Regions from separate parts of the Homo sapiens genome. Here region 1 is linked to region 2. The links are chromatin loops, found by intact Hi-C in ENCODE. Cell type or tissue: GM12878. All regions are shown on one strand. Links, peaks and the distances in the headings refer to the core of each region. The heading gives the core; the rest is flanking DNA.

The links. Hi-C counts contacts between places; a loop is a spot of excess contacts. Peaks named below come from ENCODE experiments on the same cell type or tissue, not always from the same donor. Only the 100,000 strongest peaks of a DNase experiment are listed, where the experiment ranks them.
Region 1: it touches region 2 in a loop (5-fold over the local background); 2 of 110 quality-filtered maps call a loop at or near these places.

Annotation. Positions count from the first base shown.
Region 1 is chr10:56,654,560-56,670,382 of GRCh38, forward strand. No RefSeq gene overlaps it. Among named protein-coding and RNA genes, the nearest start is that of ZWINT, 300 kb to the left of the region's middle. In GM12878, for the core only: no CTCF peak of the experiment used is centred there; a DNase peak (open chromatin) is centred at 8,378.
Region 2 is chr10:56,702,560-56,718,382 of GRCh38, forward strand. No RefSeq gene overlaps it. Among named protein-coding and RNA genes, the nearest start is that of ZWINT, 350 kb to the left of the region's middle. In GM12878, for the core only: no CTCF peak of the experiment used is centred there; no DNase peak of the experiment used is centred there.

The sequences.
Region 1 (15,823 bases), core at 4,562-12,561, 49 kb before region 2:
CAAAAGGGCAAATTACCAGTCATTGACCTTCAAAACAGAATAGATGAAGATAAAATGATAAGAAGTTTATTTAATGAAATAATAGAATAAAACTTTCCAAGCCTAGAGAAAGATATAAATATCCATGTGCAGGAAGGTCAAAATCTCCAATCATATTCAATTCTAATAAGATTAACTCAAGACATTAACACTATCAAAGATTAAAGGAAAAAAGAAGGTCCTAAATGTAACAACAATAACAAAAACAAAACAGCAAATAACATATAAAGGAGTTCCAAAGCTAAGCAAATAACTTCTAAGAAGAAACCTTCCAGGGCAGGAGATAGTTGAATAATATATTTAAAGTGCTGAAGGAAAAAGACTGTCAACCAAAAATACTGTACCTAAAAAACCATCCATAAGATGTGTGTGAGAGAGAGAAAGATTTTCCTAAGCATACAAAATATGAAGTTGTAGAACAGGTATGGTGATACCTGTTCTACAAAAAAAAAAAAAAATGCTAAAGAAAGTGTTTCAAGCTGAGAAAAAGATACTAATGAGTAACATAAAAAAATCTAAAAGTATAACACTCATTGAAAAAGTAAGTACACAGTCAGATTCATAGTACTCTAATACTGTAATGGTGGAGTGTAAATCACATATGTCTATCAAGAAGGTTAAAAGATAATTCCATTAAAATAATAATAATAATTACAATGATTTTTAAGGAATATGCAATATAAGAACATGTAAATTGTGATGATTAAAATTCAAAATGTTGTGAGGAGTGGCATTAAAGTGTATGAAGGTTTATTTGTTTGTTTGTTTTTACAATTAAAGTTATCAACACGTGCTGTAACTATAGGATAATTTTTTTCAGCCTCATGGTAACCACAAAGAAAGACCCTAAAATAGATACATTAAACTAAAAAGTCAGGGATCAAACATACTAATAAAGAATATCACTTAACCACAAATAAAGACAATATGAAAGAAACAAAGAGAGAGAAAGAAAGAAGAAAGACAGACAGAAAGAAAGAAAGAAAGAAAGAAAGAAAGAAAGAAAGAAAGAAAGAAAGAAAGAAAGAAAGAAAAAATGAAGCAATCAAGCAAACAAGAAACTCAAGCAGATCCTGAGTTGTTGACCTCAGTATGTCATAGAATAAAGTCATCATTTATGTTGAAAGACACAACCCTGGCCATTTAGAAACACTTAAAAATAGAGCTTGGAATCTAGATAGTCTAAATCTTTTATAAATAAATAAACTGAGATTATGTATTTGTCAAATAAGTTGAGATAAGTTTCTAATACATTTTAGAAAGATCTTTATACTACATTTATTTTAAAAAAGTTTTAATTTTGAAACAGAGTAAACTCTCCATTCAGTAGAAAACTAGGCCATGCAGAAAGGCTCACTAGAGTTGTTGGCAGCAGACTGGCAGAAAGGAGAATGGAGGAGAAAATATGAATATGACTATACTGTCTTTGTTTATTTGTTTATAATTCCAAATAGAAACTCACTGAAGACCGCTCTTGATGGGTCCAGTTATTATTAATTGACTGAATTGGTGGTATAAATGCTGCAAATACAAGCACAGAAATTACAACCTTGAAGGAATTTTAATCAGTTTGAATTACATTACTGGCATCACCTTCCTTCTTCAGCGTGTTTTCAGTTCTATTTGCGTATTGCCTAGTTGTTGATGCTTTTTTTTTTTTTTTTTTTTTTTCAGAATTTAAGATCCCATGGTAATTCACCAGAGATGAGAGTATCAGGCTGCAGTTTTTTAGTAAGAAAATTTACAATTAATATGTATTTTGTAGTTAGAAGCACCATTGAATGACTGTAAGAGTATGCATTTTACATTTTAATCTGTGTGCATGATACATGCTAGAGTTGGACAGTAGCCAAGCTGAATGACTGTATGTGGCAGCTCTAGATTGCAAAAATTGCTGAACCACAAATTTTACAAAGGTAATTAATCATTTTTCTTTCTTCTTTTTTTAAAAAAAAAAAAAACTAAGTTCTAGGATACATGTGGAGAACGTTTAGGTTTGTTACATAGGTATACATGTGCCATGGTGGTTTGCTGCACCTATCAACTCGTCATCCAGGTTTTAAGCCCCATATGCATTAGGCATTTGTCCTAATGCTTTCCCTCCCCTTCCCCCCCACAACAACAGGCCCTAGTATGTGATGTTCTCCTCCCTGTGTCCATGTGTTCTCATTGTTCAGCTCCCACTTATGAGTGAGAAAATGCAGTGTTTGGTTTTCTGTTCCTCTGTTAGTTTGCCGAGGATGATGGTTTCCAGCTTCATCCATGTCCCTGCAAAAGACATGAACTCATCCTTTTTATGGCTGCATAGTATTCCATGGTGTATATGTGCCACATTTTCTTTATCCAGTCTATCATTGATGGGCATTTGGATTGGCTCCAAGTCTTTGCTATTGTAAATAGTGCTGCAATAAACATACATTTGCATGTGTCTTTATAGTAGCATGATTTATAATCCTTTGAGTATATACCCAGTAATGGGATTGCTGGGTGAAACGGTATTTCTGGTTCTAGATTCTTGAGGAATTGCCACATTGTCTTCCACAATGGTTGAACTAATTTACACTCTCACCAACAGTGTGAAAGCATTCCTATTTTTCCACATCCTCTACAGCATCTGTTGTTTCCTGACTTTTTAATGATTGCCATTAATGGTGTGAGATGGTATCTCATTGTGATTTTGTTTTGCATTTCTCTAATGACCAGTATGATGAGCTTTTTATCATATGTTTGTTGGCTATATAAATGTCTTCTTTTATGAGGTGTCTGTTTATGTACTTCACCCACTTTTTGATGGATTTTTTTTTTTGTAAATTTGTTGAAGTTCCTTGTAGATTCTGGACACTAGCCCTTTGTCAGATGGATAGATTGCAAAAATTTTCTCCCATTCTGCAGGTTGCCTGTTCACTCTGATTATAGTTTTTTCTTTTTTTTTTTTTTTGCTGTGCAGAAGCTTTTTAGTTTAATTAGATTCCATTTGTCAATTTGGATCATCTTTCTCTCTTTATGTTACTAAACAGAAGATGACAATAAAGTTTCCTACTCAGCAGAAATTAGGATGCTTCAATTTCATGTTGCTAAAACTTTACAGAATTTTATTCTATAAAAAAAATCCTGATATTGAGTAAAATTAACCCCTCATTTAAAAAATATCAATCAGAGTGCTCCATTTCGCAGACTATTGTCATATATATTTGAACTCTTCGCTCTTGGACTATGACTTTGAAATACCATTTCATGTGGCTTTGGGTAAAATCCATTTATACTAGATATCACTTACATTTATAAGTGTGTTTGTAGAATATTTGTAATTATAAGCGTGTTTGTAGAAATATTTGTAATTATAAGTGTGTTTGTAGAAATATTTGTACAGATGTTTGTAAAACAAGTTAAATACTTTGGTTTACTTCTGAAAAGATAAAGTTTCACATAATATTTATTATTGTTGCTATCATGGCTCTTTTCAAAAGAAAAAGCACTCATGAGTTTATACTTTAGGATATCCAAATGATCATTAATTTTTTTTAATATGAGACCGAATTTATGGATCTAGAACTTTAAATAATATGGGCTCATTAATACCCAAATATGTAGGTTTGTTATCTCACATAAGTGAGTAATACATGAGAAAGAAACATTCTGTTCTAGCTTTTTTAAAAAATGTAGCTTGTGTTTAAAAATGGACACAAAGCAAATATTCTGTTCTATTTATTTCATTTGCTTTTCACAATATGTAAAATTTTTAAATAAATGGCATGCTTGAAAATTTAAAAAAAGAAAGAAAGACTCCACAAAACGAATAAAAAATGAATGAAATGGTAGTAGAAGGTTTATACCTATCAACAATTACCTTGAATGTAAATTAATTAAGTTATATTATTAAAAGAAATAGAGTAAATTTATGGATAAGAAACAAAACAACAATCCAAGAATCAATTGCATGCTATCTACAAGAGACTGACTTCACCTGTAAGGACATTAATAGACTGAAAGTGAAGAGATGAAAAAAGATATTCCATGCAAATGCATATCCAAAAATTAAATTAACTATATTCATATCAAATAAAATAGACATTAAGTCAAAAACTGTAAAAAGAAACAAAGAAGGTCCTTATATAATGATGAAAAGGTCAATTCTGCAATAGGATTTAACAATTATAAACATGAATGCAGCCAATACCACAGTAACTAAATTTATAAAGCAAATATTTATAGATATAAAAGGATAATTAGACCACAATACTATATCAGTAGAGGAGTTCAATACCCATTTTAATTAATGGACCACTCATTCAGGAAGAAAATTTTAAAAAGAAATTTAGCAGTTGAATTTAAACTGCACTCTATACCAAATGAATCTAACAGATATTTACAGAACATGTCATACATCAGCTGAAGAATACACATTCTTCTGAACTGTGCATGGAATATTCTCCAAGATAGATTATATGTAAGTTCCCAAAACAAGTCTTAACTAACCTAAGACACTCTGGATTTTCTACTTGATTCTTTTTAATTATTTCAATCTCTTTGTTGAATTTATTTGAGCTTCCTCAAACAACTATTTTGAATTCTCTGTCTGAAAGGTTACATTTCTCTATTTCTACAAAATTGATCCTTGGTGACTTATTTAGTTCATTTTGTGAGATTATATTTTCCTGGATAGTCTTAATACTTGCAGAGGTTCATCTGTGTGTTTGCATTGAAGAGTTAGATATTTATTGTAAACTTCTTAGTCTGAGAATGTTTGTACTGATACATCTTGGGAAGTCTTTCCAGCTATTCAAAAGGACTTTTAGTGTTATGATCTAAGCACTGTCTACTTCAGGTAGCAACATAAGCTCAGTAATGCTGTGGTTCTTACAGACTCATAGAGGTACTACCTTGATAGTCTTAGACAAGGTCCGAATAATTCTCTGGATTATCAGGCAGAAACTCTTGTTCTCTTCCCTTACTTTCTCCCAAACAGAGTCTCTCTCTCTCTCTCTCTCTCTGTTCTGAGCCACCTGGATCTCGGGATGGAGTGACACAAGCACTCCTGTAGCCATTAACATGAGGGCTGTGGTGGGTGAGACCTGATGCCAAAACAGTACTGGGTCTTACACAAGGCCTGCTGCAACCACTCTCTGGATACCACCTACATTTGCTAAAGGCCACAGGACTATACAATCAGCAAGTGGCAATGCCAGCCAGGCCTTTGTCCTTCTCTTCAGGGTGGAAAGTTCCCCCAGGTCTGAGATATGTTCAAAGTTTCCACCTAGAAGCTAGGGACTGTAGTCAAAAATCTTAGAATTGTACCTGCTGTTCTATTGTACTGCAGCTGATCTGGCATTTAAACCACAAGATGCAGTCCTTCCCTCCCCTTTCCAAAGGCAGAGGAGCCTCATCCCATGGCCACCACCACCACACCCTCATAGGGAGTCCTGCCAGACTACCGCCAATGTTCTCTTCAGGCCCAAGGGCTCTTCAATCAGTTTCAATCAGTTTATAATGAATGCTCTCTGGCCTGAGACTCACTCTTTAGGGCAATGGTCTCCCATTTGACCCAGGGCAGGACCAGAAATGTCATCCAAGAGCCAAGTGCCAGAGTCCGGGACCCCAAGATTCTACTTGGTGCTCTACACCCCTGTGGCCAAGGTGGTACTTTAGGTGCAATATAAAGTTTCCTTTGCTTTTCCCTCTGCTTTTCTTAAGTGGAAGGGGTCTCACCTCATTGCCATCACAGCTGGGAATGTGCTGAGTCTCACCTGAATCCAGCTAGTCTTAGAATCTCAGCAAAGGCCCTCAACATAGTACCTAGGTATTGCTACTGGTTATTCGGGACTCAAAGACTCTTCGGTTAGCTGGCGATGAATCCTGCCAGAACTGGGACTTTCCTTTCAAGGCAGCAGATTCCCTTCTAGCCCAAGTGGTGTCTAGAAAAATTGTACAGAGCTAGGGCCTTGAAAGGATATCTCGTGACTCTGACTGCTGCCCTATTTTGCTGTGACTGAGCTGATATTCAAGATGCAAGACAAAAGTCCTCCCTAGTCTTCCATCTTCCTTCCTCAAGCAGAGAGAAGTGGTCTTATTTGGAGCTACAAGTTCTGCAGCCTAGAATTAGGGAGAGGGTGATTCCAGCACCCTCTTAGCTACCCTACCTATTTTTTCAGTCTATTCCATCCTCCCTACCTCCCCCTGGTCTACTGTCTCTAGGCCCATTTCAGCCCTAGAACTTGCCTAGCTGTTGCAGTCTTTGTGGTCTAGACTGTCTTTCAAGTTTATTTAGAGTCCCAGAGCACTTTAGCCTGTGGTGGTGAGGCTTGTGGGAACTCAAGTTCCTACTTCTGGGATTGGCAATTCCCCTCTGGGCAGGGCTGGTATAAATGCCCCCTCTGTGGGCAGGAATCACCTGAGTTTGGTTTGATTTTGTTTTTTGCCATAACGTGGCAGGACTGAGTCAACCCCTCTCCCCAGCACATAGAAAGGCTCTCCACACTGTGTTGCCACTGTTAGGGGACAAGGGAGGGTTGGCATCAATGATTCAAGACTGTTTTTCTTATGACTTAAGCACCACTTTCAGTGATATGAAGTTAAAACCAGTTACTGTAAGTGCTCCCCTGGTTTTTTATTCTTATGAAGGTCCATTTTTGTGCATGTATAGATAGTTGTTAAACTGGTGTTTTTGTCAGGGAAATGATCGGTGGAGCTTTCTATTTTGCCACCTTACTCAGCATATCTATGTCTAATTTATAAATTTAACTTTATCATAAGTATGTATGTATAGAAAAATTTTATGGTATATATAGGATTCAGTACAATCAACAGTTTCCGGCATTCACCTGGAGTCTTCAAAAGTATCCCACATAGATAAGGGGAGATTATTGTACCTACTTACTTTCCACAGACAAATGACCTCAGGTCCCTAGCATTTGCCTTATTGCTATGGACCATGTCTTTTTTGCTACTATTTAAAGGGGCAGACTTAAATATTGTTTAAGAAAGCAGAGAAAATACAAAGAGCTGTTGGCAAATCTGAAATTGAAGTTAGGCGTAAAGTTTCTGTTCATGATCATACTCATCATTCAGGGTATAAAGAATGTCATACATGCACTCTATTCCTGATACTACATCAATGACAGTAATCAGCCTGTAAGTCTCTTTGCCTCCTCATTCAAGTGCAAAATTTTCAACATTTTCTACACAGTGATAGAGAAAAAAATATAACTGGACTGCTCTACATGAAACTCTAATTTTCAAATGGGCCAGAAGAAAGAACTTACGAAAAGCAAACAGACATTTTCTTTATATAGGTAAGATGAGTAGGTCAGTTTGTTTGGAGGAAAAGCAAAAATAGACAGTATGAATATGTGACTACATTTATGATACGCACAGGCTTTTGCTAACACCTAAACAGAGATAAAAATATTTACGAAGTAAAATTTTAACACAAATTAGATTAAATGGATATTGCTTTAATCAAACTGGTCTTTTCTTCCCATAAATAAAGGCAAGAAAATTCAAATGTTTTATTAACTGAACCAACTACAGCTTCCATTACCCCACATATTCCAGCATGCAAATAATACTATGGCACTCTTTCAGGAGTAAAAAATAACATCTGCAAGAATTATTTTTGTATTTTATTTATTTATTTTAGTTTTGAGATGGTGTTTTGCTCTTGTTGCCCAGGCTGGAGTGCTGTGTTGTGATGTCAGCTCACCACAACCTCAGCCTCCCGGGTTCAAGCTATTCTCTTGCCTCAGCCTCTTAAGTAGCTGGGCCTACAGGTGCACACCACCATGCCCAGCTAATTTTTCTATTTTCAGTAGAGACAGGGTTTCACTATGTTGGCCAGACTTGTCTCGAATTCCTGACCTCATGATCTGCCTGCCTTGGCCTCCCAAAGTGCTGGGATTACAGGCGTGAGCCACCATGCACAGCCTGCAAGAATTATTTTTTATAAAAATCTAAATACCTTAAATCTACCATTAAAGGAATTAATAAGGCAGCATCTTGAGGGAATAGCACCTTCTAATTCAATTGTGTACATGAGTTAATAAAACCATTTCTCAATTGCTTGTCTTCCTATGCACATCTTAACCATCCTCCAATAATGACCTTAAATCTAACCCCCTCTCCATGGATCATTGTGTGATTTTGCCATATTTGATTATGACCTTGCATTTATCTAAATGATATAACACCTAAATTATGCTTCTTTTTGAGCCCATATTATATTCTGCCACAAGTTATGTTTATATGTGCCTTTATCTTATTCTGCAACTGGGCTACTATTTTTTCCTGATTTATATTTCCATTTCCTATAGCAATGTTAAGGCCTTGCTCACCACAGTTACTCAATAACTCATCTGAAATGAAAGGTTAAGTGAATGAACTAAGCATAGCATTTTAAGTTTCAGTTCTTCTAATTTAACTCTGTTAGGTATCACCTTACTTGTCAAAAATCCCATGTAATTTTAAATCCATGTAGTAAAGATTTTTATTTTATCTTTATTCTTAAAGTTCAACTTTGAATGAACTAATAATTTTATAAGATTGTTATTTTCTCTTCTGGTTCTCTTTATACTGTCTAAGGATCAGAATAGTTTCAGTCTGTATTTGTCCTTAACCCATTGCACCTTATGGCTTTTTTTTTTTTTTTTTTTGCCACTGTCTCATGAGCCTCTGAAAAACAGAAACCATTTGGATATACCTCTTTCTCATATCACCAAAGCATATGGTATGATGCAGAGCATAAAAAATATTCACAATTGAATAGAACTTTCCCTTTTCAGACAATCAGTTTTTGCTTATTTAGTGAGGATATATCATCATAAAAGTTGTGTCTGTCAAGGTATTGGCAACCTACACTGTTACCACTTCCGCCCAGAGCTACCTAAACTAAGTAAATGGTGGTCCTACCAGCAGAAACAAAGGGGATTTGTAAGCTAAAATAAACATAGATGTGTTAGGGAGTTTTCAAGTGAAAGTAATAGAAAATCCCATCTTGAAATGGGTCAATAAAACTGAGAAAGGTTTACCAGCTTGATTGATGTAATGGCTCAACTGAATTATCAAAGATTTCATTTTGGTTTTATCTTAGTCTTCACTTCTAAACAATTCAAAATAATTGATGCAGTTGAGGAGATATAGGGCCAGGACAATAGTGAGGTAAGTGAGCGACTTGCCTTGGACACAAAATTAAAAGAGGCACAAAAGAAACTGCAACTAAGATGAACAAAATATTTAAACAATATTTTAAAACTTCAAAATTAATGTAAAAATACATAATAAACAGAGATAAACATTTTAAACAAAGACAGGATACATCAAAAAGCGTCCTATCTGTGCCCAGGATGCTTCTGCTTGCATTGACAATGACCACTGTTGCTTCCTTTAGCAGATAAGGAATAATTAACAAGAGGGGCTTGAAGAGGACAGGAAAGTTTCTCATTGGTCCCAACCTTGCCTTTGCTGAATATTTTACCTCCTCATCTCTCCCTTTATTAACTTCAGCTTAGTGTGTGAAGTTTAGCCTTTCCAGCTATGCCCTAGCATGCCTGGTATTTAAGACATTTTAAACATCAGGGAATTCAGCACATGGGTAGACTAAGCCTCTGTTAGCAAACTTTTTTTGTTGTTGTTTTTTGCTCTCTTCAAAAAGCCACTTTGGGATCAAGCTTGCTTTTTCCTTTATAATATAGTCCAATATTCTGGTTGTTTTTCACCAAGCTCCTAATGGTGTAGTTTCTGGACATAAAGTCTAATATCAAATCCATGCTTCAGTAGGCCTCATTTTAACTCTTTTGCTACCATAAAATAAGGATTGAAAACTTCCACATATTGTGGATAAAAGTTTTGTTTTTTTTTATTTTTTTGTCTTCTACCTAACTCCTTTACTTAATCAAGTTCACACTTTTAATGAAATTGAATGGGTCCTTAATTGTCCCATTCACAATTCCAAATCCTATAAAAATTTGGAATGTTCTTGATTAAGAGAAACAGCAAACGACTCAACCTGGCCTACTAATAAAGAGGACTGAATTGCTCATATAAAGTCCAGGAATAAGGAGACCTTCAGACTCACATTCAGGTAACCTAGCCATATAAAAGTAAGAAAGAATAGTTTGTTCATTTGTCTGTTTATTTTTTCATCTCTATCTTCTGCCAACTACAGTCTTGTCTTCTTCTAAATAATTATTTTATCATAGTCATGGAAAGGTTTATCACAATTGAGAATAATTGATTCCTAGTTCACAGTCAAAGGAAGGACAATCTGTTGTGACTCAACATTTCAATCACAATTACCACAGACTCACTCCTATTGAACTAGCTTAGATCATATGACTATTACTAAAGCAATACCTGGGAATGGGCTGATTGGCTTAGGCTATCAGAGCCTAGATAAAGAGCTGCTATATTTTACTTTCCCTTGAAGCATTTGGCATACTTGAGGGAAAGGTTGAGATACCCTAAAAAATAAATGGTTACATTTATAATTATGGAAGAGAAAATAGATTCTAGATATTCAACCACAAATTGCCACTGGGAAGAAACTAAGTTAATTAGATACACATATTTTTAATAATCAGATAAGAAAGAAAGCATACTAGGTCTTGTTTGATCACTGTAAGGAGGAACAAAAAAAAAGTTTGAGTACGCAGTTGGGCTCAAAAGGTAAGATTAGATTGCACTGACCTTTAAGTGCATATGACATTTTGTCATTAGAAAAAGGTCAGGATAATTATTTTTTTCTGGATTCTTAAAAGTTTTGTGTCATGGACTCCTTTGGCAGTTTATTGGATTTTATGTATTCCTTCATTAAGGAATGGTATATGTTTAATGCAAGGATCAAAGAAAACACACACACACACACACACACACACACACACACACACACACACATATATACACATATATGATTATAGAAAAACAATAATTTTATTGAAATACAAGTGATCTGTGGACTGCAGTTAAAAACTCCTGATAGATCAATGACTCATTACTGGGTGGAAGTCAAATCACCTAGATTTGCAGCATTCAAACAAATGAACAAAAAACTAGAGAACCATTCTAGGAATATTAAATTAGAATCTCTACATAAGATGCTGGCATGAGTAGTTCTCTTGTTTTTTCTTTATGATTATTATGTGATTCTAAAGTATAGTTATGGTTGAGAACCACTCATCTACAACAATATTTTTTAAACTTTATGTGCTTTTGAATAACCTGAGCATTTTGTTAAAACATAATCTGATCAATGGGCCTGGGATAGAGCCTGGAATCTTGTATTTCTAAATAGCTTTCAAGTAATGCTAATGTTTCTGGCCTATGAGGAACACTTGTTGTAACAAGGGGCCAAGCAATCATTTACTTTCTTGAAGTAAAATTGTTTTGCAAATTTATCCATGTTTAAAAGGCAGAATTATGTCATCTCGCCAGAGTTAAGAAGTCTTTTTTTTCCCATTATGCTTATTTTCTATTTTGACTTTTTCCTTGGCATGCTTATATATACAAAGTTTCATAAAATAAAATTTTCACTTGCTGAGTTTCTTTTCTGACATTATTATTTTATTTTATTATTGCAGAAAAATAGTTTTTTAGGTGTAGAAAAAAAGAATAAAAAAATGATTTTCTTGGTGTTAAATAGGGCACTTGATCAACGTTATAAATGAACCAGACCTAAAAGAGATATATGGAATACCCCACTCAATAAAAACAAATACTTTCTTTTCAAGTGAACATGATAAAACATATGTTAGGCCACAAAACAAGTCTCAGTACATGTAAAAAATTGAGATCATACAAAGCATCTGACATGATGAATAAAGGGAGAAATCAATAACAGAAAGAAAACAGAATTATTTACAAATATGTGGGGAAAAACAGTTCACTCTTTGACAATTTAAGTTTCTTTTAAACAAGGATGCCAAGAAGATTTAATACGGAAAAAACTGGTTTCTTCAACAAATAGTACTGGGAAAACTGTATATCCACACACAAAATAATGAAGCTTGACTTTCATATCATATAGAAATTAACTCAAAATGGACAAAGACCTAAATATGAGATAAAATTATAACAATATTAGAAGAAAACATAGGGATAAATCTTTATTACCTTTTATTTGGCAATGGATCCTTAGATATGACACCAAAAGCACAAACAACGAATGAAAATTAGATAGACTGAACTTTATGAATTAAAAACATTTGCATATCAAAGGACATTAAGAAAGCAAAAAGACAGTGTACAGATAGGATAAAATATTTGCAAGTCACATAGCTGACAAGAGTCTATTATCCAGAATATACCAAACACTCCTACAAGTCAACAACAAAAAGTCCAATTTATAAGACAAGAAGATTTTAATAGAGATTTCCCTGAAGAAGATATACAAATAGCTAACAAATACATGAAAAGATATTTAACATCATTAGCCATTAGGAAAATGCAAAGCAGAACTGTGTTAAAATCCAGCTTCACATATATTAGGAAAGTTATAATAAAACCAAAACAAAAATAAAAACAGAAAATAAGTATTGGCAAGGATGTGGAGAAATCAGAAACCTCTTACATTGCTGGTGGGAATAAAAGAATACAACTGCTGTGGAAGTTTTGTGGTTCCTGGAAAAGTTATATATATAAAATTACCACATGACCTAGAAATTCTACTGCTGGCTATATGTCCAAAAAGTTTTAAACAGAAACTTAAAGAAATACTTTTGTGTAAATACTGAATACCACTATTCACAATAACCAAAATGGTGAAAACAACACCAATGCCTAAAAATAAATGAATGAAGACTGAAAGCGTGGTATACATACAGTGGTTTATTATTCAACCATAAATAAAAATGAAGTACTTAGGCACGTAATATCATCGATTAACCTCAAAAAGAAAATATTAGACTGAGTGAAGGAAACCGGAAACAAAAGGTCACATACTATATGATTAAATGTATATGAAATATGCAGAATAAGTGCATCCAAAAAAATAGAAAGCCTCTAGGAAGCCTCCCCTTCCCCCTCCCCCTCCCTTTCCCCTTCCCCCTTTCCCCCCGCACCCTTCCTTCCTTTCTTTCCTCCCTCCTGTATAGAGAAATTAAGACTTAGTAAAGTGACTTGTCCAGGTAGCAGGTATCAGAGCCTGGACTCACACCTGTGCCTCTGTCTTGAGACCAGCAGGTGAGTGGGCACTGGTTGAGTAGCGTGTTTTCGCTCAGGTGGTCTTGCACCTGGCCACCCTGCGGGCCGGCGTGCTCTGTCTCTGCGGTTCACTGCACAGCGTGCATTCCATTCAGAAAAATAGAAGGGCTGGCGATAATGAGAAATAGGGAGTAACAGTTCAGAAAGTGTAGGATTTTCTTTTGGGATGATGAAATGCTTTGTAACTAGATAGACATTATAGTTGCACAATGTGCTAAATGCGAATGTACTAAAATTGTATACTTTAATTAATTTTGTGAATTTCACCTTAATAAAAAAGATTATGAGCCATTAAAACTTTGTCTTAGCCAAAATTTATTTTAAAATAAACTCCATATAAAACAAAAAACATACACTACTAGAAGAATACAGCATTTACAGTGCTTTAGGACAAATTTTCAAAACAAAAAGTAGTGAGAAAAGTTAATATTTAATCTACTTATTAAGTATGTACATTTCTCTCTTTATTCAAATGATTCCCATAACATGGTCACAAGATAGCATAATCACTCTAAAACAGATGGCCTCCATATCGTAAGCCATCTAGTCAAGACCTATTTTTGTCTAATGCAAGAAGAAGCACCATTTAAACAATGATTCTACCATGTTTCTTTCTTTTTTAAAATAAATAAAGGTCATGAAAACACTGTACTACTCTGATGTTCAATATAAGAGCCACATGTTATTATCAAGCTTTTGAAATGCGGCTAGACCAAATTAAGATTTGCTGTTAAGTGTAAAATTTTAATAAAATTTCAAAAAAGATTTCAAAAACGTAGTTCAAAAGATGGCTGTCAAATACCTCATTAACACTTTTATTTATTGATTGCATGTTAAAAAATACTATTTTGGATATCTCAAGTTAAATAAAATAAATTTTAAACAATATTCCTTTATTAATTTTTAACAAGAAACTTAATATTTGATGTAAAAATTAAGTCTGCAGATGGGTAATATATAAAATTCATAGCCTTCGGAAATGTCTGGTATTATGGACTGAATGTTTTTATATCTTCCTCGAATTGATGTGTTGAAATCCTAATCACCAAAGTGATGGTTTTAGGAAGTGGGGACTTCAAGAGATGAAGTCATGAGGATGAAACTCTCCTGTAATGGAATTAGTGCCTTTATAAGAGGAAACACAAAAGCGATTAACTTCTCCCTTCCTCATGTAAGGATGCAATGAGAAGATGGCCATTTGCAAACCAGGAAGCAGGTCCTCATTAGACAGCAGATTGGTGGGCACTTCCAGGCTGCTATAACAAAAATACTATACCATAGAAATTTATTTCTCACAGATCTAGAAGCTAAAAGTCCAAGATCAAAGCACCAGCAGATTCCATGTCTGGTGAGGGCTTCTTGCCGTTAACTTTAATGGCAAAAGGAGTGAGGAGTCTCTCTCCAGCTTCTTTTATAAGGACACTAATCCTTTTCATGAGGGCTCCACCTTCATGGTCTTGTCTAGTCCCGAAGGACCCACCTCTTAATATTATCGGCTTTGGAGGTTGGAATTTCAGCATATACATTTTGTGGGGGAGACACAAACATTCAGACCATAGCAATGTGACTATTCACAATATTTACAGAACTGTTAATTTTTAAAAATGATTTCCCTTGCAAAGGTATTTTTTAAAGGTAAGGCCTCAAAGAAGGATTGTGTTGGGTACATCTGACAATATGCATAGAAAATGCTCAAAAATAAATTTGTTTGGAGGTGGTATTTCTAAAAAGGCAGATCAAAAAGGGTTTGCATTTACTTTTTCCCCTTCCCACCTCCAAAATTTAGTATATGCTACTTAGAGGAATAAACTTGGTGAAGAAGGGAATAATATATCCAATAGTTGCTTTGTGTTTTCATTAAGTGCATTTACAGGTCCTGTGAGAGACAGTGCAACTCCCAAAAAAAGATGAAATCTAATCCCAGGGTTCTCATTTCACCCCAGAGAGAAGTAACTTGGGAAAGATAATGAACTTTCCCCATTTCCTCATTTTCTTTATGAGAACTTAACAATCAAAATCCCATGATATTTTCCTGCCAATGGGAAGATAGGCCTAACTTCTAGTATTAGGAAGAAAGAGTAAGAAGGAAAAATGTGTTGGCTCCATCATAAAACTTCTTGTCTCAATTTGGTAAGATATTTATCTTTGTCTTATGAACTGAAAGTGAATATCAAGTGGGAAAAGACTTGTCCTACATTTTCACAATTAAGATGAGTACTCAAGGAATATTATAGAACAATTATGCTAAGCATCTTTGGGCTTAAAAACAATAGAAAACAAAACTGTACCATAATACTTTTGATAGAGTTTATAGTGTTAGTTTTAATTAACTTAATAATAACATCAGAAGACAATTATAGACATGGCCCAAATGCTAGAAAGCAGGTAAAAATTCATTGATATTAATCTATGGGCTTCATACTACCTCTACTTCCTAATTTCCTGTTAATTATGTAGAGTCAATGGACATCTGCTGAAACAGTTTATACCAGTGTAATGCTTCATGAAGAAAGAGTATATGTCAATTTTGTTTATTGTTTTTAGCCTGTCTGACTCACATTATGTGTCAAAGTTTTTGAATTGTTAAACTAAGCAA
Region 2 (15,823 bases), core at 5,104-13,103:
TAAGACTACGACTTATTTTTGTAAAAAATATAACAAACACAGATAAACCTAATTACACATTTACCTTCATAACTCATTTGACAGTAAAAAATAGAAAATGTATAATATAATTATGGTGCATTTAAAATATGATTATAGCCCATTTAAAGATATTGCTTAAAAGAGAAAGTCTCTTTTCCTGATACTGTAATCCTTGTGTTCAGTGTAGTCTTATTAAAATTGTATAGTTCTTTTAGGACTTTTTCCTAAATCACTCTGGAAAACAAAGCTATGTTGAAGTCATTTTGTTAAATTATGGTAAAATTTACATACAATAACATTCACCATTTTTAGGTGTACAGTTTGGTAAATTTTCAAAAAATGTATATAGTCATAAATCAAGATTTGACTGGGCACAGTGGCTCATGTCTATAATCCTAGTAGTTTGGGAGATGGAGTTAGGAGGATCACTTGAGGCCAGAAGTTTGAGAACAGCCTGGGCAACATAGTGAGACTGTGTTCATATAGAAAAAGAAATTAACTAATTAATCAAGATTTATATTTCACCATACCTAGCAGTTTCCGTATGTTCCCCTGTAGTTAGTCTCTTCTTCTCCACAGACCCTTCCTTACATCGTCAGGTCCTAGTAAATGCTCATGTGTTTTTATATCTGTGATTTTGCTTTTTCAGAAATGCAAAGAACAGTAAGTTATTTCTGGCTTCTTTCATTTACCATAATGCTTTTGAGATGCATCCATGTTGTTGCATTTATCAGTAGTCATCTTCTTCTTGCTACACATTGTCCCACTGTATGAATGCACCACAAGTGGGGGGCATTTAAGTTTTTGCCATTTTAATCATCACAAATGAAGGTTGTGTCAATATTCATGAAAGATCTTTGTGCTGATATATATTTTCATTTATTTTTGATAAATGCTTAAGAATGAGAGTGCTAGTCATAAGGTAAGTGTGTACAAAATGTTATTATTAAAAAACTGCCATGTTATTTCTAAAGTAGCTGTATAATTTCACATTCCCACCATAAAAATGTTAACATTTCAAATTTATTCGTATGATCCCAATGCATGGTATTTTCTTTTAAATTTTATCAATTCTTGAATACTCCTGAGCAGTAACAGGAACTGTTGTTACAATGCCAGAAAGTGGGCAGGTGAATCTCAAGCACATTCTATACATTGAGTCAAAGAAGCCATTACAAAAACAATTGCATACTGTTTGATAGAACATATATTTATTTATCCCTGAAAATACAAACTGTAATGATAGAAAAACAGATTGTTAAAATTCATGAAACTGTACATGGAAAGAATAAAAAGAACCATAATTATATGATATTTTAGAAAGAAATTTAAAAATGAAACCTTTAAATTTTTTAAATTTTAGTAAGAATGTAGAAATTTTATCATGGATTTAATTTGCATTTCCCTGATGTTTAATAATGTTGAACATATTTTCATATTCTTATTTGCCATTGCTACATGTTTTTTAAGTGACTATTCAAATCTGTTGTCCAGTTTCTTTCGTTGGGTATCTATTTTTTTTTAATTAAGTGTTCTGTATATTTTCTAGATAGCAGTCTTTTATTAGATATCTGTTACACGAATATTTCTCTCAGTCTATGACTTGTGTTTACATTCACTTAACAATATCTTACAAACAGCACTATTTCCTCATTTTGACATACCTCAGATGGTCATTTTTTCCCATTTCTAGTCCATACTACTTTGTCCTATTTAAAAAAATCTTTAATCAAAGGCACCAAATACTGTCTTCTAATTATCCTTCTGCAAGTGTTATTATTTTTAGTTTCTATGCTTAGATCTATGACTTTGTGTATGGTGTTAGATTTTATTTTTATAGAGTATTTAGTTTTTCCATTATCTTTGCTAAAGCAACACTATTTTGCCCATTTCATTATCTTGACACCAGTTGTGGAAAATCAGCTGAACACACAAGCACATTTTTCTTGTAACTATTCTAAACCATTGATTTAATGTACATCTTAGGCCAATTGCACGCTCTTTTGATTATTGCTCTTTATAGTAAGTCTTAAAATCAGCTATTTTAAGTTCACCAACTGTATATTTTTTATTTGAAAATGGTTTGATTAGTCTAGGTCCTTAGCTTCTCAACATGTATTAAACTCTTAGGGTGTCAAGTATCTTTGAATCTATAAAGCAACTGGGAAGAATGATCATATTAACAATATTAAGTCTTCCAGTCCATGAAAATGTCACATATCTAAATTGATTTAGATTTTTAAAATTTCTGTCAATAATATTTTAGATTTTTTAAAATCTTTATGTATTTTTCATGTTCCTAATGCTAAAGTAAATGGTATTGTTGCAGCTTTCTTGAGGTATGTATTCACGATAAATTTCACCTATTTTAAGTATAAAGCTTGATGATATTTGGTAAATATTTGCAGATGTGCAACCATCAACATAACCAAATTTTAGAATATTTCCATACTCCAATAGTATTCCTGTATGTCTCTTTGCAGTTAATTTCTGCCCCTACTCCTGGTCTTAGGCAACAACTTATCTATTTTCTGTTGATCTAATTTTCCATTTGTTGTGTAAATAGGATATTTAATTATTTTGTGCCTCATTTCTTTCACTTAGCATGCTGTTTTGAGATTAATTCATGTTGTTTCATATAGCATTAGTTTCTTTCATTTTATTACTGAGTAATATTCCATTACGTAGACAAACCATCTTTCCTATACAACTCTTGGTGAACAGATATATTCTTCGCGGTATTGCCTATTATAAATTTTGCTGCTGTGAATATCTGTGTACAAATCTAGGTAGGCATATGATTTCACTTATCCTGGTAGTAGAATACATTAGTCATGTATGCCAGATGCAGTGGCTTACACCTGTAATTCAGGCCGAGGCAGGAGCTGAGCCCAGGAGTTTGAGACCAGCTGGGGCAACATAGCAAGAGCCTGTCTTTAAAAAATTTTTAAAAAGATAAAATAGTCAGGTATGGTGGCATGTGCCTGTATTTCCAGCTTCTAGGGAAGCTGAGGGAGGAGGATTACTTAAGCAAGGGAGTTTGAGGCTACAGTGAGCAATGATCATTCCACTGCATTCCAGCCTGCACAACAGAGCTAGATCAGTCTCTAAAATAAATGAATAAATGAATACGTAAATAAGTTATGTAGGAAGAAAATGTCGACTTTAATAAATACTTCCAACACTTCTTTTTTTTTCAAAAATGGCTGTACCATTTTTCTTGTCTTTTTGAGAATAAAAAGAACGCCATTTCTTATTGTTCAGTCTCTTTCCATACCCTTGCCTACACTTCATATTTGCAGCATCTTCTATTTTTTGCTATTCTTGTGCATGTATATTGGTATCTCATTTTGTTTTTAATTTGCTTTTACCTGATATCCAATGATGTTGAGCATTTATTGTGAGGTTGCTTTTCAAATATTCCCTCACTTTTTGATATTAATTTGTACTATTGAGTTCATCCTTTTATATTGAGAAACCCATATCATGCTTCTATATGAATCTTTTAAAAATATCTTATTTTAATCTGTCATGTCTTTTGATTTTCTTAATAATGTATTACAAAAAGTAGAAAATTATGTTTTATTGATTCTGATTTATCAAATATTTTCTTTTATAATAATGCTCCTTGTAGCCTAAAAATTCTCTGTCTCCTCCAAAGCCTTGAATGTTTCTTTCTAAATATATTTTTTTCTAAAACTTTTATAGTTTTAGGTTTTACTTCAAGTCTCACAAACCAATTCATGATCATTTTGTGTAGGTTTGGAAGAAATTTTTCAAGTTTCTTTCCATATGAAAAGTTAGTTTCTCCAGTACCATATGTTCTTCCCTCAGACCTTGTCAAGTCCTTGAATATTCATAGTTCAAAGGGGACAGTCTCAGTTTTCTACTGTAAACATTTCTTGTCAATACCTACCCAGTGAAGGCCCATGGTAGAGTGACGGCAAAAAGTGTGAACTTCTTATATACCTGGTTTGCACAGAATTATAAATGCAAGTCCATTCTTGGCCCTTAACAATTTGTTATATTTCAGTCATTTTTTTCTTATCCACTTTTATAGCTTCCAACTCTTTCTCCTGTGATCTGTCATATACAAAATGACTATGTGTCCTACTCATGTGTTCCTTCTTTCCTTCAAGTGTGTTGTATCCATTTGTAGTTCAGTCCACCTGCATGCCTTGATCCCTCAGCTTTCAGATGAAGAGAAAAGATTATAATTTTGTTTATTTTGTTTTTTTCTTGTTTTAAATGTGACTGTGAACATTTTTTTTGCTACCTTCTATACCCTAAAAGGAATCAGTACCCACACAAGTAAATTTTGCAAAGGAACATTAAATAAGTATGCTTTATGAAACTACAGTCAATCTGCTAATCTTCTTTGAACCTTATACTATGCCTATGAGTGTTCTACAGGCTTTTTCAAGTTATAAAATGTAAACTTTATCTGGATCCTGCAACTCAAATATTGTTTTAGGAGAAAGATAATGCAGTACAGGTATTTGAAGACTGAAAAGCATGGGGCATACTCTCATGTTAATAAGAATTTAGAGTGAAAACATCTTAATGTGGACTAGTAAGAGGAAATTATTTCCTATAGAAGCTGGGAATTGATCAGGATCCTGAATATTGTGTACCAATTGGGTGAGTAGAAGCTAAAGGGCCACAAATTTCAGTAAAGGCAGCAGCATGAACAAACATCACAGTTGTACTGGGCAAGTGAGAGTACAGTAGCCTACCCTAAAAGCAACCCTTAATTTTCCTTTGAGAGATGATCAAATATGAAAGTGAACTTATGTTAAACACTTACAAATTGTCATTATTTTTATCTTCAAATCTTTCAATTTCTTAGTACTATGTTTATTGTAAACTAAGTATTTACATGACATAATCTCTTTATGAAATATACTGATGTTGACCTTATTAAAAACCATGGGTAAGAGATAATGTTATTTGAATCCTCAGTTTACAAATGACCTACATCTTGTCCCCATTGGATTCTCCCCAAATACACATAGTCAGAAATATGTTATTTTTGTTGATTTTAATTAAATAACATGAAGTAATTTATCTGGAGCTTATCCAATAAGGATATGGAATGTTCACAAGTCATTGTACCCAGATTTAAAGATAAAAGAGAGCTTTGTGTTTATGTTCATAAAATTCATATATAAACATATGACTATATATATAATTTTATATATATATATATATGTTTCCAAAAGCGGTACTGTGACACCAAACTCTTGAATAAGTATTTTCAAAATAAATGGTAAATTCACAGGCCTTATAATTTTCTGATGAATGCAGATGAGCATTTTTATCATCACCAATTCATGGTTATGAAAAATCCCTCAGAGCAGTTAAGTAACATGTTTGGCTTATTCCAGATGCTGGATTCTCCTCATCAGGCATACTCAGCCACATCACCTTCTTCAAGCAGTCAGTATTGTGGGAGATGGTAAAGAACATTTAAGTGTACATTTCTCCCTAGAATTGTGCTTAAATGGACCAGAGTGTTTTCCAGGATTATGGAAAATTTCAGAATGTGCTTTTTCTATGTATTCCAATTTACCAACCACAAACCTAATATGGTTCTAGGCTAAAGGATTATCTCAGTGAAGTAAGTGTAAATCTTGCCTAGTTGAGCAAAAAATCCTACTTCTGAGCCTCTCAGAGTCCATCAGGCATCAGGCTGGGACAAAAGAGTTAATGCTTCAGAATGAAACCAACGCACCTCTCTAGTGTTGAACACTGCATCCAATGTATTTGGGTGAATTTTGTTGTTTTCAACTTTTTCTGCTATGATAAAAAGATCATTAAAGACTTAAGCATCCTCAGAGTAGCTCAAAAACTTAATTCTAGTAAAATAGCAAGTGTCATCATTAACAATAAAAGGCAGTACTGGGATCTATTATTGCAGTCAGGCTTTCGAAGTTTTGTTATCATTCTTAATCCTGAATAGTTCATCAGAGAGACACAAGGAGTAGCTGTTTCATTCAAATTACCACCATCTGGGGCTCAATTATTCTACAAAAATATGAGATCTATGCTCTTTATTTGTGATAAGTAGATACACATGGGATTTTCAAAAACAGAGCTTTTAGATTACAGGACATCACATTTTTAACATGGATAATGAGATAGCATATAAAATAAGGTGACTCAGTATGATATTGGCTGTGGGTTTGTCATAGATAGCTCTTATTATTTTGAGATACATCCCATCAATACCTAATTTATTGAGGGTTTTTAGCATGAAGGGTTGTTGAATTTTGTCAAAGGCCTTTTCTGCATCTATTAAGATAATCATGTGGTTTTTGTCTTTGGTTCTGTTTATATGCCGGATTACATTTATTGATTTGTGTGTATTGAACCAGCCTTGCATCCCAGGGATGAAGCCCACTTGATCATGGTGGATAAGCTTTTTGATGTGCTGCTGGATTCGGTTTGCCAGTATTTTATTGAGGATTTTTACATCAATGTTCATCAAGGATATTGGTCTAAAATTCTCTTTCTTGGTTGTGTCTCTGCCAGGCTTTGGTATCAGGATGATGCTGGCCTCATAAAATGAGTCAGGGAGGATTCCCTCTTTTTCTATTGATTGCAATAGTTTCAGAAGGAATGGTACCAGTTCCTCCTTGTACCTCTGGTAGAATTTGGCTGTGAATCCATCTGGTCCTGGACTCTTTTTGGTTGGTAAGCTATTGATTATTGCCACAATTTCAGATCCTGTTATTGGTCTATTCAGAGATTCAAATTCTTCCTGGTTTAGTCTTGGGAGAGTGTATGTGTCAAGGAATTTGTCCATTTCTTTTAGATTTTCTAGTTTATTTGCGTAGAGGTGTTTGTAGTATTCTCTGATGGTAGTTTGTATTTCTGTGGGATCGGTGGTGATATCCCCTTTATCATTTGTTATTGCATCTACTTGATACTTCTCTCTTTTTTTCTTTATTAGTCTTGCTAGCGGTTTGTTGATCCTTTCAAAAAACCAGCTCCTGGATTCATTAATTTTTTGAAGGGTTTTTTGTGTCTCTATTTCCTTCAGTTCTGCTCTGATTTTAGTTATTTCTTGCCTTCTGCTAGCTTTTGAATGTGTTTGCTCTTGCTTTTCTAGTTCTTTTAATTGTGATGTTAGGGTGTCAATTTTGGATCTTTCCTGCTTTCTCTTGTGGGCATTTAGTGCTATAAATTTCCCTCTACACACTGCTTTGAATGTGTCCCAGAGATTCTGGTATGTTGTGTCTTTGTTCTCGTTGGTTTCAAAGAACATCTTTATTTCTGCCTTCATTTCATTATGTACCCAGTAGTCATTCAGGAGCAGGTTGTTCAGTTTCCATGTAGTTGAGCAGTTTTGAGTGAGTTTCTTAATCCTGAGTTCTAGTTTGATTGCACTGTGGTCTGAGACACAGTTTGTTATAATTTCTGTTCTTTTACATTTGCTGAGGAGAGCTTTACTTCCAAGTATGTGGTCAATTTTGGAATAGGTGTGGTGTGGTGCTGAAAAAATTGTATATCATACTGAATGGGCAAAAACTGGAAGCATTCCCTTTGAAAACTGGCACAAGACAGGATGCCCTCTCTCACCACTCCTATTCAACACAGTGTTGGAAGTTCTGGCCAGGGCAATTAGGGAGGAGAAGGAAATAAAGGGTATTCAATTAGGAAAAGAGGAAGTCAAATTGTCCCTGTTTGCAGATGACATGATTGTATATCTAGAAAACCCCATTGTCTCAGCCCAAAATCTCCTTAAACTGATAAGCAACTTCAGCAAAGTCTCAGGATACAAAATCAATGTACAAAAATCACAAGCATTCTTATACACCAATAACAGACAAACAGAGAGCCAAATCATGAGTGAACTCCCATTCACAATTGCTTCAAAGACAATAAAATACCTAGGAATCCAACTTACAAGGGATGTGAAGGATCTCTTCAAAGAGAACTACAAACCACTGCTCAATGAATTAAAGAGGATACAAAAAAATGGAATAACATTCCATGCTCATGGGTAGGAAGAATCAATATCATGAAAATGGCATACTGCCCAAGGTAATTTATGGATTCAATGCCATCCCCATCAAGCTACCAATGACTTTCTTCACAGAATTGGAAAAAAACTACTTTAAAGTTCATATGGAACCAAAAAAGAGCCCGCATCGCCAAGTCAATCCTAAGCCAAAAGAACAAAGCTGGAGGCATCATGCTACCTGACTTCAAACTATACTACAAGGCTACAGTAACCATAACAGCATGGTACCGGTACCAAAACAGAGATATAGATCAATGGAACAGAACAGAGCCCTCAGAAATAACGCTGCTTATCTACAACTATCTGATTTTTGACAAACCTGAGAAAAACAAGCAATGGGGAAAGGATTCCCTATTTAATAAATGGTGCTGGGAAAACTGGCTAACCATATGTAGAAAGCTGAAACTGGATCCCTTCCTTACACCTTATACAAAAATTAATTCAAGATGGATTAAAGACTTAAACATTAGACCTAAAACCATAAAAACCCTAGAAGAAAACCTAGGCATTACCATTCAGGACATAGGCATGGTCAAGGACTTCATGTCTAAAACACCAAAAGCAATGGCAACAAAAGCCAAAATTGACAAATGGGATCTAATTAAACTCAAGAGCTTCTGCACAGCAAAAGAAACTACCATCAGAGTGAACAGGCAACCTACAAAATGGGAGAAAATTTTCGCAACCTACTCATCTGACAAAGGGCTAATATCCAGAATCTACAATGAACTCAAACAAATTTACAAGAAAAAAACAAACAACCCCATCAAAAAGTGGGCGAAGGATATGAACAGACACTTCTCAAAATAAGACATTTATGCAGCCAAAAAACACATGAAAAAATGCTCACCATCACTGGCCATCAGAGAAATGCAAATCAAAACCACAATGAGATACCATCTCATACCAGTTAGAATGGCAATCATTAAAAAGTCAGGAAACAACAGGTGCTGGAGAGGATGTGGAGAAATAGGAACATTTTTACACTGTTGGTGGGACTGTAAACTAGTTCAACCATTGTGGAAGTCAGTGTGGTGATTCCTCAGGGATCTAGAACTAGAAATACCATTTGACCCAGCCATCCCATTACTGGGTATATACCCAAAGGACTATAAATCATGCTGCTATAAAGACACATGCACACGTATGTTTATTGCGGCACTATTTACAATAGCAAAGACTTGGAACCAATCCAAATGTCCAACAATGATAGACTGGATTAAGAAAATGTGGCACATATACACCATGGAATACTATGCAGCCATAAAAAATGATGAGTTCATGTCCTTTGTAGGGACATGGATGAAATTGGAAATCATCATTCTCAGTAAACTATCCCAAGGACAAAAAACCAAACACCGCATGTTCTCACTCATAGGTGGGAATTGAACAATGAGAACACATGGACACAGGAAGGGGAACATCACACTCTGGGGACTGTTGTGGGGTGGGGGAAGGGGGGAGGGATAGCATTAGGAGATATACCTAATGCTAAATGACGAGTTAATGGGTGCAGCACACCAGCATGGCACCTGTGTACATATGTAACTAACCTGCACATTGTGCACATGTACCCTAAAACTTAAAGTGTAATAATAATAAAATAAAAAAATTTTAAAAAAATAAATAAAATAAGGTGACTCAGCTAGTTTCTCCAGAATAACTGACAACTGGTTACCAATGAATTGGGGGCAATATGATGATGTACACTATATTTTCTCACCTTCCTCAGAATTTCTTGGCAATTATGAATTCTAGATCTGGACACATGAATTACATTTCAAACATTGTTGAAATATCTTTCAAAAGTTGATCTCGGAGAGGCAGTGAATTATTTTGAATAATATAAGATTATTGAATCAGACATACCTAACTAAAGAATTGTCCACAAGGATATTTCTTATCTTCTCTGATTCTGAGTTTCCCACATTGAGTACGTATGATAAATTCAATTTTGCAATATGTGTGCCAAGATTAGAATTAATACAAGTATCATATCTGACACATATCAGTGACTCCACAAATGTAGCTTTTTGCTATTATAAGTACTAGCAGAAATTATCTTATGATTGTACTTCTAGCATAAAAGATTGGAAAGTATTGTGAATATGGAGCCTTGACACCTGAGTTCTGTGAGGATTTTTGTGACTCTCTCAATCTGAAGTTGTTCATTTGTTAAATAAATAGGTACAGGTAATATCCCCACAGCTGTACTAATTACCCCAAAACTATCATTCTGTGATTAAATATGTAGATTGTCCATCTAAAAAATCAAAATGACGAGAATTCTAGGCCACTGGAATCTATGTTAAAGTATGAAAACACATATGAAATATGAGAAACAACAGAATCAGTAGGGACAAGGAGAATAAAACAGTAGATAAATGAAGGAAAATAGAGATAAATGTATAATTTGTGAATATGGTACAAGAGCAATTATTAAATTAAAGTTAAAATGAGACAAAGAACTTAGATAATCCGCATAACTTTTAAATTAAAAAAAATTGCAACAAGGAGTTTAACATTAGTTAGTATACTTTGGTAAGAATTAGTTATTTTCCTCTGAAGATCTAGAGAATAGCATGAATAATTATACAGGGATGTGGAAGAAAGGAGGTAGTGAAAGGCTCAATACTTAAGAAGAATTAGACTTTATCAAGCATGTTGGACAATTAGAAGTAATATAAAAAGCCTAAAATTTTGGAGTGTTGAATAGAAGCTTCTGAAAACCAGAAAAGAACTTAGAACATCAGTGTGTCCTGTTCTGTGTTCAGGATCTCATGCACTACTTTGTGCTTGGAATATGCCATATGGGGAATAAGGAAAATAGCAGAAATAAACAATGGTGGAAGCAAGACAATGGAAATTATTTTTTATTAATATCATAAAAATTTAAAGTAAAAATATTAAATTATAATTTACACATAGGTAATTAGATACTTAAAGCTAGCATTATATAACTTTAATTTTCCAAAGGTAGTTTTAGGAATTCTATGGTTTATTTGTAGGTTTTAAAAATAGTTTCCCCAAAGAATGAATGCCTGTTATGATTTTCTTCTTTGCATCACCACAATTTTCATCATTATAAGCACTCTAGAAGTGTAACTTTTCCACATCGTTCATCTTGATGAGGCATTGTATTTTTAGAGATGGCTGAATATTTTTACCTGTGCAATGGAGTTTCTCTATAAATAGCAGAAAGGTATTTAGAAAAAAATGTTATTTTGAAATTCATGTAAAGACGTAGTTCTCTCTCATTAAAGTGTGAGTTTATTCTCCTGCTAAGGAAATATCACTGCAAAAATTCTTCTAGAATGAAAGAGGCTGATGCTAGAGGCAGACAAAAGCAAACAATTTCATGAACAATATATCAAAAAGCATATTTCTAATGAAGGTTAAATATTAGCATTATGCAATAAATGTAATGCCCCATTTAAGATTTGCTCTTTCGAGTTGTGTCCGTTTTTGGTATCTGATACTAAATTTTTCTGACCAAATGCATACTTTATTTGTAAATCAATTCTCAGTTATCATCCATATAAAAATCTTTCTATAACTTTTTATCTTCATTCACTGCTCAAGATATTGTTACTATTGAAAGCTCAATTTCACTCTGAGGCAGAAGAGCAATTCATCATCTACATTCCATCTTTGGCTCTTCTATGCTCTGCCCTCTCTTTTGGATCTCAATCTCAAGAATGTTTTAAACTGTGGCTTCCTATAGTGTTGTACCAATGTCCTAGCATGACTGCCCATGTGGACTACATTCTTTACTACTGTTCAGTTTATAAGTGTCACATGTGCATTGCAAAACTAAGGTACTCTGAGAAACAATTCAAATTATAACTAAATCGTGGAGCTCTATAGTACATGTTAGCATATTAAAAACAGAAATCCCAGATCAAGGAAAGCTAATTAACTTTTTAAAATTAGTGTTTCCTAATCATAATTGAGCTTTTGGGTTTATAATATCTGTTCATTTCCTACATAATTTGCATTGTCTAAAACACATTTTTGATTATTGCTTTGCCTTAAATTTACGTTCTATCAAAAATAGATGATAGCTTAATATGGTTCTTTTACAAAGGGTTTGAAATTTATCAAAGCTTCCTAAAGATGCAGTTTTTTTTTTTAATTGGTGTTGGCACACTACAGTTCCTAGGAAAAAAATTGTTCTATTGCCTATATTTGTAAATAAAGTTTACTGGAACACTGCCACATCCATTTATATTTACGTATTCTCTATGACTTCTTTAGTTCTATAAAAACTAAGACAAGTAGTTGTAATGAAGACCTTATCGCCCACAAAATAAAAAATACTTACTAACTCGCCCTTTTTCAAAAAAAACTTGCCAACTCCTGCTATAGGATAAAATTATAATGGCAATTTGAAAGGCTCTGGAGCAGGACCACAGATTTTCCTTTTAATACAGATTATTTTTTAGGAATACCCCTTAGATCACACCAAGGGACAAGATAAAATATTGTTGCTTTGGTCCAAGAGCCACTCTCAAATTTGCAAGATTGAGATGCAGTTATTCAAATCAAAGTCAAAGATAAACAATATTTGCATACAGAGAAATATATAACCTATTTGTATTGACTTTACTTCTGGGATCACATGACCAACACACTCTCCGTTTAAATTTATTTATTAAATCTATAATATAAGACTTCTGACAACTTGTAGGAAACTGATTAAACTTTTAAGAGAGGGAAATGCGATGCTAAAGGGTAAGGTTCAGTCTCCTCTTTCTACTTATCAGGAAGCATTGCAACATATCATATTTAGCTAACCCCAAATAAGCCTGCTCACTCTGTGTACCATTCATCAGAAGGAGAACTGAGACAATCAACAGGGATGGATTAGTGCAGACACATCAGTACTCATGAGTCTAGATTAGTAACATAATTCTCACGCATGAAAGAGCACATTTATGCAGAGACAGCTAAATTATTAAGTTTCAATTCTACATGTTTCAAAACAGTCCTTTAAAAATAATTGCTGTCATTACTATAGTAGTATTTCAGAATAATCATGAGGCTGTTGATTTATATTCTCACTTTTAAAATTCCATCAGCCATTTCCCTAAAGTAAAAAGATTTCACTGGCTTAACTCTCCAAAGATATACATCACATTTATATTTTATAGTACTTGAATTTTTTTTTATTATACTTTAAGTTTTAGGGTACATGTGCACATGGTGCAGGTTAGTTACATATGTATACATGAGCCATGCTGGTGCGCTGCACCCACTAACTCGTCATCTAGCATTAGGTATATCTCCCGATGCTATCCCTCCCCCTCCCCCCACCCCACAACAGTCCCCAGAGTGTGATATCCCCCTTCCCGTGTCCATGTGATCTCGTTGTTCAATTCCCACTTATGAGTGAGAATATGCGGTGTTTGGTTTTTTGTTCTTGCGATAGTTTACTGAGAATGATGATTTCCAATTTCATCCATGTCCCTACAAAGGACATGAACTCATCATTTTTTATGGCTGCATAGTATTCCATGGTGTATATGTGCCACATTTGAATATTTTTTCACTGAATTAAATTTTTGAGAAATAAAGTACAAATTTGAGTTTATGTTAATGAATTTAGTGATGAATTACTCTTTGTCTCATTTGGAATTTTGTATTGGCAAAATGACTGCTAGGAATCTAAGACATCGCCATATTCTAATTTGATATATATTTTCCAGGTATTTTTATTAGTACTTATGATAAAGAGTAAAGAGTATTTTTTCATAAAATTTTGAGGTTACAATATTTGTATTTACACAGGAAAATATTTTTGACACTAAATATTAGCTGAGCATTAAGTTTTTCAAATTTATCACTTAAGCAAGGTACAACAAGGTTTTTTATAATACCAGAAGGATGACTATTATTTGCAGTATTTATATGCGTATTTTTTGTGCACCATTATAAGATTCAACAAATCTATTACAAACATAGATTCCAGGAACTTTAACCTTTCAGCTGATTTTTTTTTCAATAAGCACACCAGTAGTGTCATCAGGTAAAATACAAGAGATTCAACTAAATTTAAATTACAAATAAACAACATGTAAATATTTAGTATAAATATGCCCCAAATATTATGTTACATATTTACACTGAAAAAAAAGAAAAACAGAAAAAAAAAAAAACCTGTTCATAAAAAATCCAGTTTTATTTTGGCTTAAAACGAGAAATTTATCCTATTGCTTGCTAGTTAGAAGTTTTTAGTTTAAAATCAAGGTGTCAGCAAGGCTATGTTCCTCTCTGGAAGCTCTAGAAAATAATTTATTGTCTTGAGGTTTCCACCTTCTAAAAGTCATCCATAGGCCTTGGCTTATGGCCTTCTTTCTGAATCTTAAAACCAGACAAGTTGCATCTCTTCAACCTCTTGTATTCAACTCTTCCTCTGACTACAGCCACAAAAGGCTCTCTGATTTTAAGGACCCAGTGAGTTTAGCTCGAGCCTACCCATATAATCCAGAATAACTCTCTTATCCCTAGGTACTTAATTGATTCACATATGCAAAGTCCCTTTTTGATGTAAGTTACCATGTCCACAGATTCCTGGAATTCAGATTTGAACATCTTTGAGGGATCAGTACTCTGCTTCCAACAATGGTTTGCAAAAGATCCAGGCTAAACCTGAAGCTAAAAAACACTGCTCTAGACAATTCATTTTTCTCAGCCATGGATACATACTAGAATCCCCTGGGAAGCACCAAACAAAAACACCATCCTAGACCAACTGAATCAGTATCAGAGGGTGCAAGGCCCAGCATCTGCAATTTTTTAAGTCTCCCAAGTTGATCTCAACTAGTGTAGGGCAAGGGTTGGCAATGTATGGCCTGCAGACTAAATTTGGCTAGCATACTGTTTGTATGGTTTTGTTTAACTTTTTATTATAAATTTGTATAGTTACAAATTTTACATCATGAAATTTATTCTCAAAGTGTTTAATTTAGTGGTCTTTTATAATATTTAGAATTTGTGCCAGTGTCTCCACTAGTTAATTCCATCACACTTTTATCATTCCAAAGAGAAACTTTGTACCGATTAGCAGTCACTACCCATGTCTTCTCTACCATCACCCCTTGGCAACTACTTACTAGCTTTCTGTCTTTACAGATTTGCCCATTCTCGATATTTTATGTAAATAGGATCATGCAATATATGACCTATGTGTTGGCTTCTTTTGCTTAGCATAACTTTCACCTATTTTGTATCATGAATCAGAATTTCATTCCTTTCTGTGACTGAATGAAATTCAAATTTAACTGGGCTTCTTGTACTTTTATTTATTAAATCTAGTAACTCTACACACTAGTGTAATTTTAGTATAAAAATAGACAGGCTTGATCTTCGCTAAAGCAATAAAATTCTAAGTGCTTCCTAATTTTACCTCTGCATTCTTTTTAACATTCCAGTAAGGTCCGTAATTGTCTATCAGACTGTGAGGCTGTTTACCGCAACATTTATAGCAGTATATCAGATATCTTGTCTGTCTCTAGACATCTAATTTTCCCTTCATTCTTCCTTAGAAAATCCCCAATTTTTATTTGTAAACGTAGTCATACAGGATTTAAAAACTTCATGCCACAGGCTTCTAATCAAACAGTGTGGCATTCTGACTAAGTTCTAGTCAAAGGGATACAAGCAGAGGTATCTTGTTTTGCTTATGGGAACTATCTTTAATGGGACAGGATATGTGTCTTCGTTTTTCCTTCATTTTTTATGCTGACTCAAATGTGGTGTCATGGCTAAAAT